Linked DNA regions of Homo sapiens: region 1 is linked to region 2. A link is an interaction called in ENCODE POLR2A ChIA-PET data of the cell type or tissue named here. Cell type or tissue: GM12878. All regions are shown on one strand. Links, peaks and the distances in the headings refer to the core of each region. The heading gives the core; the rest is flanking DNA. Region 1 overlaps CPXM2 (carboxypeptidase X, M14 family member 2). Region 2 has its middle 130 kb from the start of OAT.

Evidence for each region. ChIA-PET counts read pairs that join two places held together with the same protein. Peaks named below come from ENCODE experiments on the same cell type or tissue, not always from the same donor. Only the 100,000 strongest peaks of a DNase experiment are listed, where the experiment ranks them.
Region 1: POLR2A ChIA-PET joins it to region 2 with 7 read pairs; 1 of 35 experiments calls an interaction of 5 or more read pairs at or near these places.

The regions. Positions count from the first base shown.
Region 1 is chr10:123,842,727-123,848,100 of GRCh38, forward strand. The region is part of intron 3 of CPXM2 (carboxypeptidase X, M14 family member 2); the gene reads right to left. Among named protein-coding and RNA genes, the nearest start is that of CPXM2, 46 kb to the right of the region's middle. In GM12878, for the core only: no CTCF peak of the experiment used is centred there; a DNase peak (open chromatin) is centred at 2,075.
Region 2 is chr10:124,283,078-124,288,451 of GRCh38, forward strand. No RefSeq gene overlaps it. Among named protein-coding and RNA genes, the nearest start is that of OAT, 130 kb to the right of the region's middle. In GM12878, for the core only: no CTCF peak of the experiment used is centred there; DNase peaks (open chromatin) are centred at 2,714 and 3,024; H3K4me3 peaks cover 939 bases; H3K27ac peaks cover 2,871 bases.

The sequences.
Region 1 (5,374 bases), core at 66-5,065, 440 kb before region 2:
AGATGAAATTTAATGAGTACTCCTACTACTCATTCATCTAGCACACATAAACCATCTCCCACACAGCAGCCCACGCACACCAGGTGCTGGGGACGCAAAGGTGAATCGTTCCCTCCCAGAACCTCGCCATCTAGGCAGGAAGAAAGATGTGAAAATAGATGAATTAGAACACAGTGGGGCCGGTGCTATTTCAGGAATATGAGCAAACCGCTGCGGGAGCATTTAAGGACAGAATCACTAACTTAGTGTGGGGCTGATCATAGACAGAAAGCCCCAAGACCAGGGGATACTTGAAGTAGGTGTTGAAGGGTAAGTTTATCCAGTGAACATTTGTTTGTTAGTGTTTAAGTCATTTGATGTGTTCAGTATCAGCTGCTATTACTACCAAAAATTCTTTTTTTTTTTTTCAGAGATGGAGTCTTGGTATGTTGCCCAGGCTGGCCTCAGACTCCTGGGTTTAAATGACCCTCCCTCCTCGGCCCTCTGAATAGCTGGGACTACAAGCACACACCACCATGCCCTGCTCCAAAATTCTTTTGATCTGAATTTCCAAGATAGGTAAAGTTTTTGCTCTGGAATTTTCTCTATATTATCACCATGTGAAGAGATAATTCCCTGACTCCTCGCCTCCCAAAAAGGACATTTGAACCAAGTGAAGCATCCTCGTTTATTAACCCTATTTTTCCATGGCTATTTCACAGAGCTATTTTTTTTTTTTTTTTTTTGAGACGGAGTCTCGCTCTGTTGCCCAGGCTGGAGTGCAGTGGCGCCATCTCAGCTCACTGCAAGCTCCGCCTCCCGGGTTCACACCATTCTCCTGCAAAGCTATTTCTTATGATCAGATTAAAAAAAAAAAGTCTGAATGATAAAAATGATCAGCCAGCCCATCTTCCCTATCTCTGAGCATTTCAACTCAAATTCTGGGGACAGCCTTACTTTTAATTGGCAATGGAAATGTGAAACTAAGAGTCCAGCTATAGGCGTGAACAACTTGGCCAAAGGTTCTGCTGAGCAAAACTCTATCCATCACTGTACCAGCTAACATAAGCGTTCTATCAGGACAAAACCACAGTACAGTGTTAGACATCTGAGGCTTAGCAGAGAAGAATAGAACTGCCACATAGCCTGAGACATGTACCCTATAGAATCATGGAAACTGGAAGGAACTGTCCATCAAAGACTACTGAACAGGATTTGAAATTAAATTTAAGGCTCCTGGTTTTGCCAGCCTGAATATTTTGTTTCTGCTGCCAATCTCAGTTCTTTCTGAGCACACTGGACAGTCAATTAAATGTAGCACAGTGTCAGGGGAATGGAGAGCTCTTCCCAAAGATGACTCATTGGGAAGTGACAGCCACCTCTGCAAAATCGATTATGAATTTAAAAAGCAAGTGCCTGGGAGAATTCAGTGAAAGAGGAGGTACCAGCCCCAGAGATGTTACAAAATTATACCATCGTGCAATAAATGATATTCAGATGATGCCTCCGAGAAACCACGAGAAGAATGCATTCATCTCTTTCTCTTTAATAATGTAGGGAAATCGCTGATAAATTTTGGAGAAATTTCAACTAAAAGTTGGTGAACCAAAAGGTTTGATTCTTTAAAGGGTACACTAGTCTTGAAAACGTCACTAACGTAGAATGAATCTACTACAATACCAAAAAAAAACTGAGAATTAATGTAATTTTATAAAGGAAATTAAATTATATGCATTTTTTTTTACCTTAAAGAAAGCACACCAATGCCCCTAACAGACTCAATTTTGCTTAAGATAAATGTGGGAATTATCAAATCCAACACAAAGAGAAAACCTGATACTGTCTAAGGTCAATCTAAGAGGATTTTTCTGTTTCAAGATGATGGGATAAACACATTAGTTTTTCTGTGTTCTTCTCTCAAAAGTCAACCCCAAGCAAAGAAAGCAAGACACAGAAATACAACTTTGATCTCTGATAAAACCAAAAGACATATGAAAGCCCTAAATTACAATATATGAAGACAGAATCAGATGGAGGAATCCTGAATGACTCAGCAAGAGAAGGAAGTGCAAACGTCAAAACAGCACAATAAGAAGCAAGCCACACAGAACCTTAGAAAAGCTGAGAACCTGGGTTTCAAGATACCTTTGGGAGGTGAGGGTAAGGCAGGACTCAACAGGCAATTGCTTCAAAATGTGTATTAAAAAAACAACTAGACTGGGCACAGTGGCTCACGTCTGTAACCCTAGCTACTCAGGAGGCTGAGGCAGGAGAATCACTTGAACCGGGGGGCAGAGGCTGCAGTGAGCCAAGATTGCACCACTGCACTCTAGCCTGGGTGACAGAGCAAGACTCAGTCTCAAAAAAAAAAAAAAAAAATACAATTAATTCCCCCATATCTCCACCCCCACTCCACAGAGGACCTGAAATTTTTCTCTGAAAAGAAAGCAAACTGTAGAGACCCTGGATTGGGGATACTAGGCACAGAGGAGGCAGGGGTGCCGTGATGGATGAAAACAGTAACCTCTGGGGGCATCAGCACACTAAAGAGTGACATGTTCCAGCTCCTTCCCCCAACCAGCTATAGAACACCATGCAGTCAGGTTTATAACAAACAGAAAAAAAAAATGCAAACTATAATAGAGAACAGAAAAAAGGCTTTAAAAATCTATAATTAATATTTCTAGAAAGGTCTTGATTTCATGAAACAAGAACAGAATACTCTAAAAAAGGAAAAAGCACTGAACAATAAAGAGCTCTTGGAAATTAAAATGTGAAAGTTGAAATTTTTAAAATGTCAGCAACTTTTAAAATAGAAAGGCTTTCTATTTTTAAAACAAAAAGGCTAAAAAGATAAAGTTGAAGAAATCTCACAAAAGGAAAACAGTACACAAAAATAGACAACAGGAGAAAAATAAGAAAAGCAGAGGAAGAAATCCAGAAGAATTTTAGGGGGAAAAAAACGACCAAATAAAAACTGTACTTTCCCAGTTAAGTCTTCAAAACATGTAAGAATCTAGTACACATAATAAACTAATATACACACCATGGAATATCATTTTGAAACTTCAAAACATCAGAAATAAAGAAAAGATTCTAAAAGTTTCCAAAGAGGAAACAAGCAGTAAAAGGAACACACACAAAGAAAGAAAGAGGAATAAGAATGACATCAGAATTCTCAATAGCAGCATCTGAAGCTAGAAGAATGGAGGGATGGTGCTTTCAAAGTTCAAAAGGGAAAGATTTTTCATCCTAGAATTTTTACACTCAGCCAAACTATCAATCATGATGGCAAAATAAAGACATTTTCAGATTCACAGACTCTCAAAAAATCTATTTTTCATACACCATTTCCATGAAGCTACTGAAGCAGCAGTCCCCAAACTTTCTGGCACCAGGGACTGGTTTTTCCACCATCTGGGGGTGGGGGATGGTTTTGGGATAATTTAAGCATATTATATGTATTGTGCACTTTATTTCTATTATTATTAAATTGTAATATATAATGAAATAAAATTACACAACTTACCATAACGTAGAATCAATGGTAGCCTGAGCTCGTTTTCCTGCAACTAGACATTTTCATCTGGAGGTGATGGGAGACAGTGACAGATCATCAGGCATTAGATTCTCATAAGGAGCGCACAACCCAGATCCCCTATATGCACAGTTCACAGTAGGGTTTGCGCTCCTTTGAGCATCTAATACCACTGCTGATCTTACAGGAGGTGGAGTTCAGGCCGTAATTTGAGCAATGGGGAGTGGCTGTAAAAACAGGTGAAGCTTTGCTCTCTGGCCTGCCACTCACTTCTTGCTGTGAAAGCCCCGTTCCTAACCGGCCATAGATTGGTACTGGTCTGTGGACGGGGGACTTGGGGACCCTGTACTAGAGGATGCACTCCAAAAAAATGAGGCAGAACACTACAGAGAGGAATATATCAGACCCAGAAATCAAGGGTTCCAACATAGCAGAGAATTATCAGAATGATGGTGAAGAAGACCCAAGACAGTAGACATGTAGGAGACCCAGAGAGTAGCCCATTCAGAATGCAGCAGGTGAAATGGCTTCTGAAAGAGTATCTAACAGAAACGTAAAACACAAAGCAGGACTAAAAACCACTGAACAGATGTGGCTGCATAAAAAATGATATTGAAGGTTTTTTTTGTTTGTTTGTTTTTTCAGATCCAGACCTATTGCAGGGTGTGGGGAGAATATGTTCTTAAAAATACAAGCAGGCCCAGGAAAACAAAAGGTTGTTAAGAAATGATATGAAGTAAATATTTCCTGACTCAAAATTAAAGTATTTCTTGGCTCAGTAAGTAGGAAGCAAAATTTTCAGTCATAATAATGAAAACCTTAGATACAGATTTACCCAAAAATTGAGCTACAATTTTATTGGAAAGATGGAAGAGAGGAAAGGGGTGATAAAAATGGGTGATAGCCTCATCTTCCAGAATAGGGATCTAAAACATCAAGTCTACATCTATAAATTGATACAGATCAATATGTGCATATTATTTAGAAGTGAAGATTTCAGGCCAGGTGCGGTGGCTCACGCCTGTAATCCCAGCACTTTGGGAGGCCAAGGTGGGTGGATCACTTGAAGTCAGGAGTTCTAGACTAGCCTGGCCAACACGGTGAAACCTTGTCTCTACCAAAAATATAGAACATTTGCCGAGTGTGGTGGTACAGGCCTGTAATCTCAGCCACTCAGGAGGCTGAGGCAGGAGAATTGCTTGAACCTGAGAGGCGGAGGTTGCAGTGAGCCGAGATGGCACCACTGCACTCTAGCCTGGGCAACAGGGCGAGACTCTGTCTCAAAAAAAAAAGAAAAAGAATTGAAGATTTCAATTCCCAAAGAGACAATTAAAAAGAGTTTCCAGTAGCTGTGCCATCCACAGTGCTTGATGGTAGTCAGGGGCCGGGTGGAATGTGAAGTGTGTTTGTTTGTTATAAAATTGATTAAAACAAGTTTTAAAAAGCAATTTTAAAAAGTAAAAGGAAAGGGATACATAGATATAGAGGGTGACTGATACAATGTCTACTGTTGATTCTTTCATTTTTCAGGTATCTACAGAGCATTGACTACGTGCTAGGTATTATGCAAAGGGCTTTGATTTCTGAGAGATAGAGACAACAGTGAATATCAAAATCATTCTGCGGCAGTGAGTCACTGATCTGCACTGTACATATTTCATAATCATGGGCTGCCTCTACACAGAAACATCTGGAAGCAAATAAAAAGTCATATCCAAGTGAATGTAACTATTTAGTGACTCCAGGATAATTGACTTACAGCTGCCTCTCTGCAGACGTATCCCAGGGCTATTTGGAGAGAAACAGGATAAAGTGATAGTTATTTTAAAATATTTTTGAGAAAAAAATTTAGAAGCA
Region 2 (5,374 bases), core at 68-5,067:
TCTGGTACTTCCTGGTGCCCTTAGAGATGAGCCAAGGAGGCTCAGAAAGAGATTGGCTGCCCGACTTCTCCCAACTAGCCAGTGACCACGCTGGACCTGGGACCTGCGTTCCCTTCTAGATGAAGATCTGGGGAGTACAAAGGAAGAATGAGGGGTACAAGGTCATCAGCAACACAGACCTGGCAAAGAACCTAGTGTCCCATTTGTGAAGCCTCATAACAGCCCCATCAGAGGAAGCTGAAAACTCAAAAGGCACCAGGTAAACTCTAAGCCAGTACACCTTGGCTCATGTGTAAGGGGGCAATTTGCAGAGGCAAGGTCCTATCACCAATGGGCTAACCTGCAGGGAGGCAGAGGATGTGAGAAGCTGCCTGGACCCCTCCTTGCTCCATCTCGTCTTTGCGCAGATGGGGAAGCTGAGCCCCAGAGCATCCAATGTCACACAGCTGGTTAGGACATGGCCCACTCTCTCCTGTCACCTAATAAGGACGGCTGAGGCAGGGCCTGAGGTGGATGCGCTTGTCTGACTGCCCAGGGCTCTGGTCCCTGCTCAACCTTTAAATGGTTGCAGGGCCTCAGGACACCCCCTCTCTCCTCCCCACCCTTCATTTCTCCATTTGTAAAATTATTCAGGTTAAACTAAATATTATTGCAACCTTCAGCCTCAGCACCCACGATTCCCTTTCAGTCTAAAAGGTTGCTGGCTCTGGACCCAATTAGGATAAATCAATTTCAGACAGTGCCCATCTCCCTCGGGCTCCACTCTCCCCATCCCGCTCCCATTTGCCTGTCAGCCTCCAGAGTAACCACTTACTGAATTACCAAGAAGGCCATCAGATCAAGAGCGGAGGAAATGGCAGAAACCAATCTTAACAAAATGTATTTGATCTGCAAATAAGACGCCATCCCCTTCCCGCCGCAGAGTTTATCATTTTTTATTTAAGCCCAGTGCAGCCGAGCATATGGACAGCAGCTTGCTTCTGTCTTCGAGAGAGAATAACAGGGCCCAGACACAGGCCGACCCCAGGACAATGGAGCACCCTCTACTCACTGTGATGGGGGCGCAGGCATAGGAGCCCCTTCTGCTCTCCTTCCTGCAGGACTTCCGTGATGTCTGAAAACTCTCTGTGGGAGTGAGACTTTGTGAAAATTACACTGAAGTCATAGTAACGACAGGAGCAGCTCCCAAGTCTTGCACACTCATTATGTGCCCAAGGCAGTGCTAAGCATGTCACATGCTATCGCATTTAATCTCTGGGCCATGGATGCCGTGGCTCTCTCCATTGCACAGGTTAACAAACTGAGGCTCAAAAGGATAAGTACCTTGCCAAGGCCACCTAGCAGCCAATCAACAACAGAACCAGGATTTAAATCTGATCTGACTGTGTGTCCTGTGCTCCCAACCTCCCCGCCACCTGTCTCGCGAAAGATTGATGGAGTTAAGAGTCTTTGGGCTCAGACACAGATCTTCTAGAAGGCCCCTATGAAAACTGAAACAATGCATTTTCAAAACAATCAGGGAGATTTGATTATGGACTAGATATTAGTGATACCAAAGAAACACTTAGGCTGATAGTGATGCTGGCGTGTAAGGAGATATCCAGGGTTTTAGAAATGCTCATTGGATTCTGCGGCAATGAGACCTTGTGTCTGGGGCTTGCTATGAAATCATTCAGGAGACAGAGAAAGGAAATAGGGCAAAAATCTTACTAACTGTTGAATCTGGGTGGCGGCTCTATCTCTACTTTTGAGTGTATTGAAAATATTCATAATTATATCTTTTAAAACACACGCAAAACAAGACTAGCCATTTAGGAAATGCAAACCAAAACCACATGAGATACTACCTCACGCCCATCATTATAGCTACTATCAAAAACCAGAAAATAACAAGCGTTGGCAAGGATGTGGAGGAATTAGAACCCTTGTCCACTGCTGGTGGGAATGTAAAGCGGCGTGGCCACTATGGAAAACAGTACGGCAGTGCCTCCAAAAATTAAAAATAGAACTACCATATGATCCAGCAATTCCACTTCTAGGTACACACCCAAGAATTGAAAGCAGGGTCTAGAAGAGCTACTTGTCCACCCATGTTCATAGCAGCACTATTCACAATAGCCAAAAGGAGGGAGCAACCCACATGTTCGCCCGCAGATGAACAGATAAACAAAAGGTGGCATATCCAAACAATACAATATTATTCTGCCCTAAAAAGGAAGAAAGCACCAGGCACAGTGGCTCACGCCTGTAATCCCAGCACTGTGGGAGACTGAGGTGGGCAGATCACCTGAGGTTGGGAGCTTGAGACCAGCCTGACCAACATGGAGAAACCCCGTCTCTACTAAAAATATAAAATTAGCTGGGCATAGTAGCACATGCCTGTAATCCCAGCTACTCGGGAGGCTGAGGTAGGAGAATCGCTTGAACCCAGGAGACAGAGGTTGTGGTGAGCCAAGATCGTGCCATTGCACTCCAGCCTGGGCAACAAGAGCGAAACTCCGTCTCAAGAAAAAAAAAAAAAGAAAAAAAAGGAAGAAAGCTCTGACACATGCTACAACACGGATGAACCTTGAAGACACTCTACTGAGTGAAATAAGACAACCACAAAAAGACAAATACTCTATAGTTTCACATATATGAGCTCTCTAGGGTAGTCAAATTCATAGAGACAGAAAGTAAAATGATGGCTGTCAGGGCTGGGAGGAGGTGGGAAGGGGAAATTGTTGTTTCACAGTTATAAAATTTCAGTTTTGCAAGATGAAAAAGTTCTGGAAATTGGTTGCATAATGATGTGAATGTACTTAGCACTACTGAACGGTACACTTAAAAACGGTTACGGTGATACATTTTTTTGTTATGCATATTTTACCACAGTTTTTAAAGGAAAACACACACACACAAGCGAGCCGTGCAGCAGAGCCGGAAGCGCCCATATGAAGGCTCTCCAAAGGCTATTTTCAGTTGAAAGAAGCAAACAGAGCCACATGGTTTTGCCGAGGCACGGCAAAAATACTCAGGGAACTGCGAGCTGTGGTTATCTCTGGGGAATAAGACTGGGGTGGCCAGGAGGTGAGAAACTTGTATTTTCTATTTTTACATCCTTTTATGCTGTTTGAACTTTTCAAAACAGAAAACTATGTCTATGCACTACTTTGGTGCTAAAAACGAGTTTTCATTTTTTTAATGCAACTGCTGTCGCTGGGACAGAAAGTCATCGCCAACCCCAACAGGTTAGCAGTGACTGCGGGGGTGGCTGTGCCCTGGCCCCTGCCCTGCAGGAAGGGAACGGTAGCTCTGTTTTCACTGGGAGCTTTAGAGGTGGGCATGGGAGGGATGAGGGGACCGGGTCTGAATGAGAAACCGCTCGAGGCCTCGCAGGAGCCTGGAACTGCATGCGAAAGGAAAGGGCTCTGCTCAGGGACAGGAGCATGAACAGAGAGGGAGGAGGAGCCCCTGGGGTGGCCCCTCACAGATTTGAGCATCAAATCTGCAAAACCGAGGCACAGAGAGATGGAATAACTTGCCAAATGTCACACAGGTAGTAAGTAGCAGAGTTGGCCATGGTTCTGAGATCTTCCCTAACCACCATGCTATGGGGCCTCTCAGTGGAGACTGAATGACTGGACAGAAGAGATAGAAACCCAAACCAGCAGCCTCAAACATAAAAGAAAATACATTGTTTCATGAAGCTGAAAAGTCCATGATCCTACTTCAGGCTCAGCTGGATCCAGGTGTTCCAGTGATGGGTAGAGCTCACCTCCCTCCACCTCACTCTGCTTTCCCCCTAGGTCAGCTCTATTCTCGAGAAGACATCCTCCAGCAGGTGGAAAACATGCTCCCCAGCATTCTAGCTTCTACCAGCCTGGCAGCCCCCACAAAGCAACAGCAACTCTTTCCAGCAAAACTTCCAAGGCTGGGTCTCACTGGTTGGGCTGGGCCACATCCCTATTCCTGAACCAATCTGTATGATTTGAGGGAGGTAGAGGAGATGGAGTCAACCACACAACCCCACTCAGAGGAAAAGAGGGTGCTTTCTTCAAGGGAGTATTAAGGGGCCATTCCCAAAGAATAGATGATAGCAACTTGGGCAGGCAGAAACATCAGCGTTTCCTCTGAAATGGAAGTGCTTAGAATCCTGCCAGGCAGGGCCGGACGGAACAATTATTATTACTACAAGGAGATTCTGAGAGACCTAAATTCACAGAGAGGTTGGCAGGATGCCACTAACATGCCCTGGTCTCAGAAGGAACCAGGAAGGAGTGTGGCTTTATAGCCATGAGGTCTAAATTCCTCCCTGATTCTGGTACTCACTGGCCATGTGGCCTTGGGAAAGTAAGCCACTGGACTCGGCATCAGCATCCTCATCTGAGAAGTAGAACAACAAAGCCTTGCTAGTGAATCGCAATAAAGACTGAAAGACGGGAGGTGTGGGGGGCCTGGCCCGGGCCTTGCACACATTAGGGCTCCATCGATGTGTTTTAAGAGGTCTCCTGTCACCAGGTGCCCGCGCTCCTGGACAGCTCTGTGGGCATCTGAACTGAGGACCAGAGCACCTTCAAGAAGGCAATTCCTCTTTGCTTTAGTTGTTGGCAGATGTGAACAAAAGGAAATTAAGTAAAAGCCAAGGGTGGAACTTTCTTTAATCTTTTCCAAGGCACTTGACTCAGTAGTGATAAAAATGCGAGGAGAACCAGCCCCACCAAGCCCTTCAATGTCAAAGATTAGCTCGAAGGTCCCCAGGCCCGGAAGCACCCTGCTGCAGGACCCCACCGAGGCTTCCTGGGACGCATGGGCTGAAGGCTGGAGAAGAGCAGGAAAGAGGAGGCCATTCCCCACTGCAGCCACCAGTGCAAGGGCTTACCCAGCTCTGGGCCCAGCACTCAGGCCTTGCTCAACTGGGAGATTCCAGGTGCAGGGGTCTGATTTAGCAGCGGCTGCCCCGTCGAAGCACTCTGGCACTGTGAAAGGCCACACCGATGGTTCCCAAAGTGGGTGCCATGGGACCCACAGCCCTCAGGGTGCTAATAATAGGTGTGTGGTACACTCCAAGTGATTTAAATTTTTGAGAAAATGTGGCTTAAAAATGTCAAGAGGCTGGGCGCAGTGGCTCACACCTGTAATCCCAACATTTTGGGAGGCGGAGACAGGAGGATCGTTTGAGCCCAGGAGTTCCAGACAAGCATGGGCAACATAAGGAGACCTCATCTCTACATAAAAAATTTAAAAAATTAGCTGAGTGTGGTAGTGCATGCCTATGATCCCAGCTACTTGGGAGGCTGAGGCAGGAGGATTGCTTGAGCCCAGGAAGTCGAGGCTGCAGAGAGCTATGACAGCACTGCACTGCAGTCTGGGTGGCAGAGCAAAACCCTGTCTC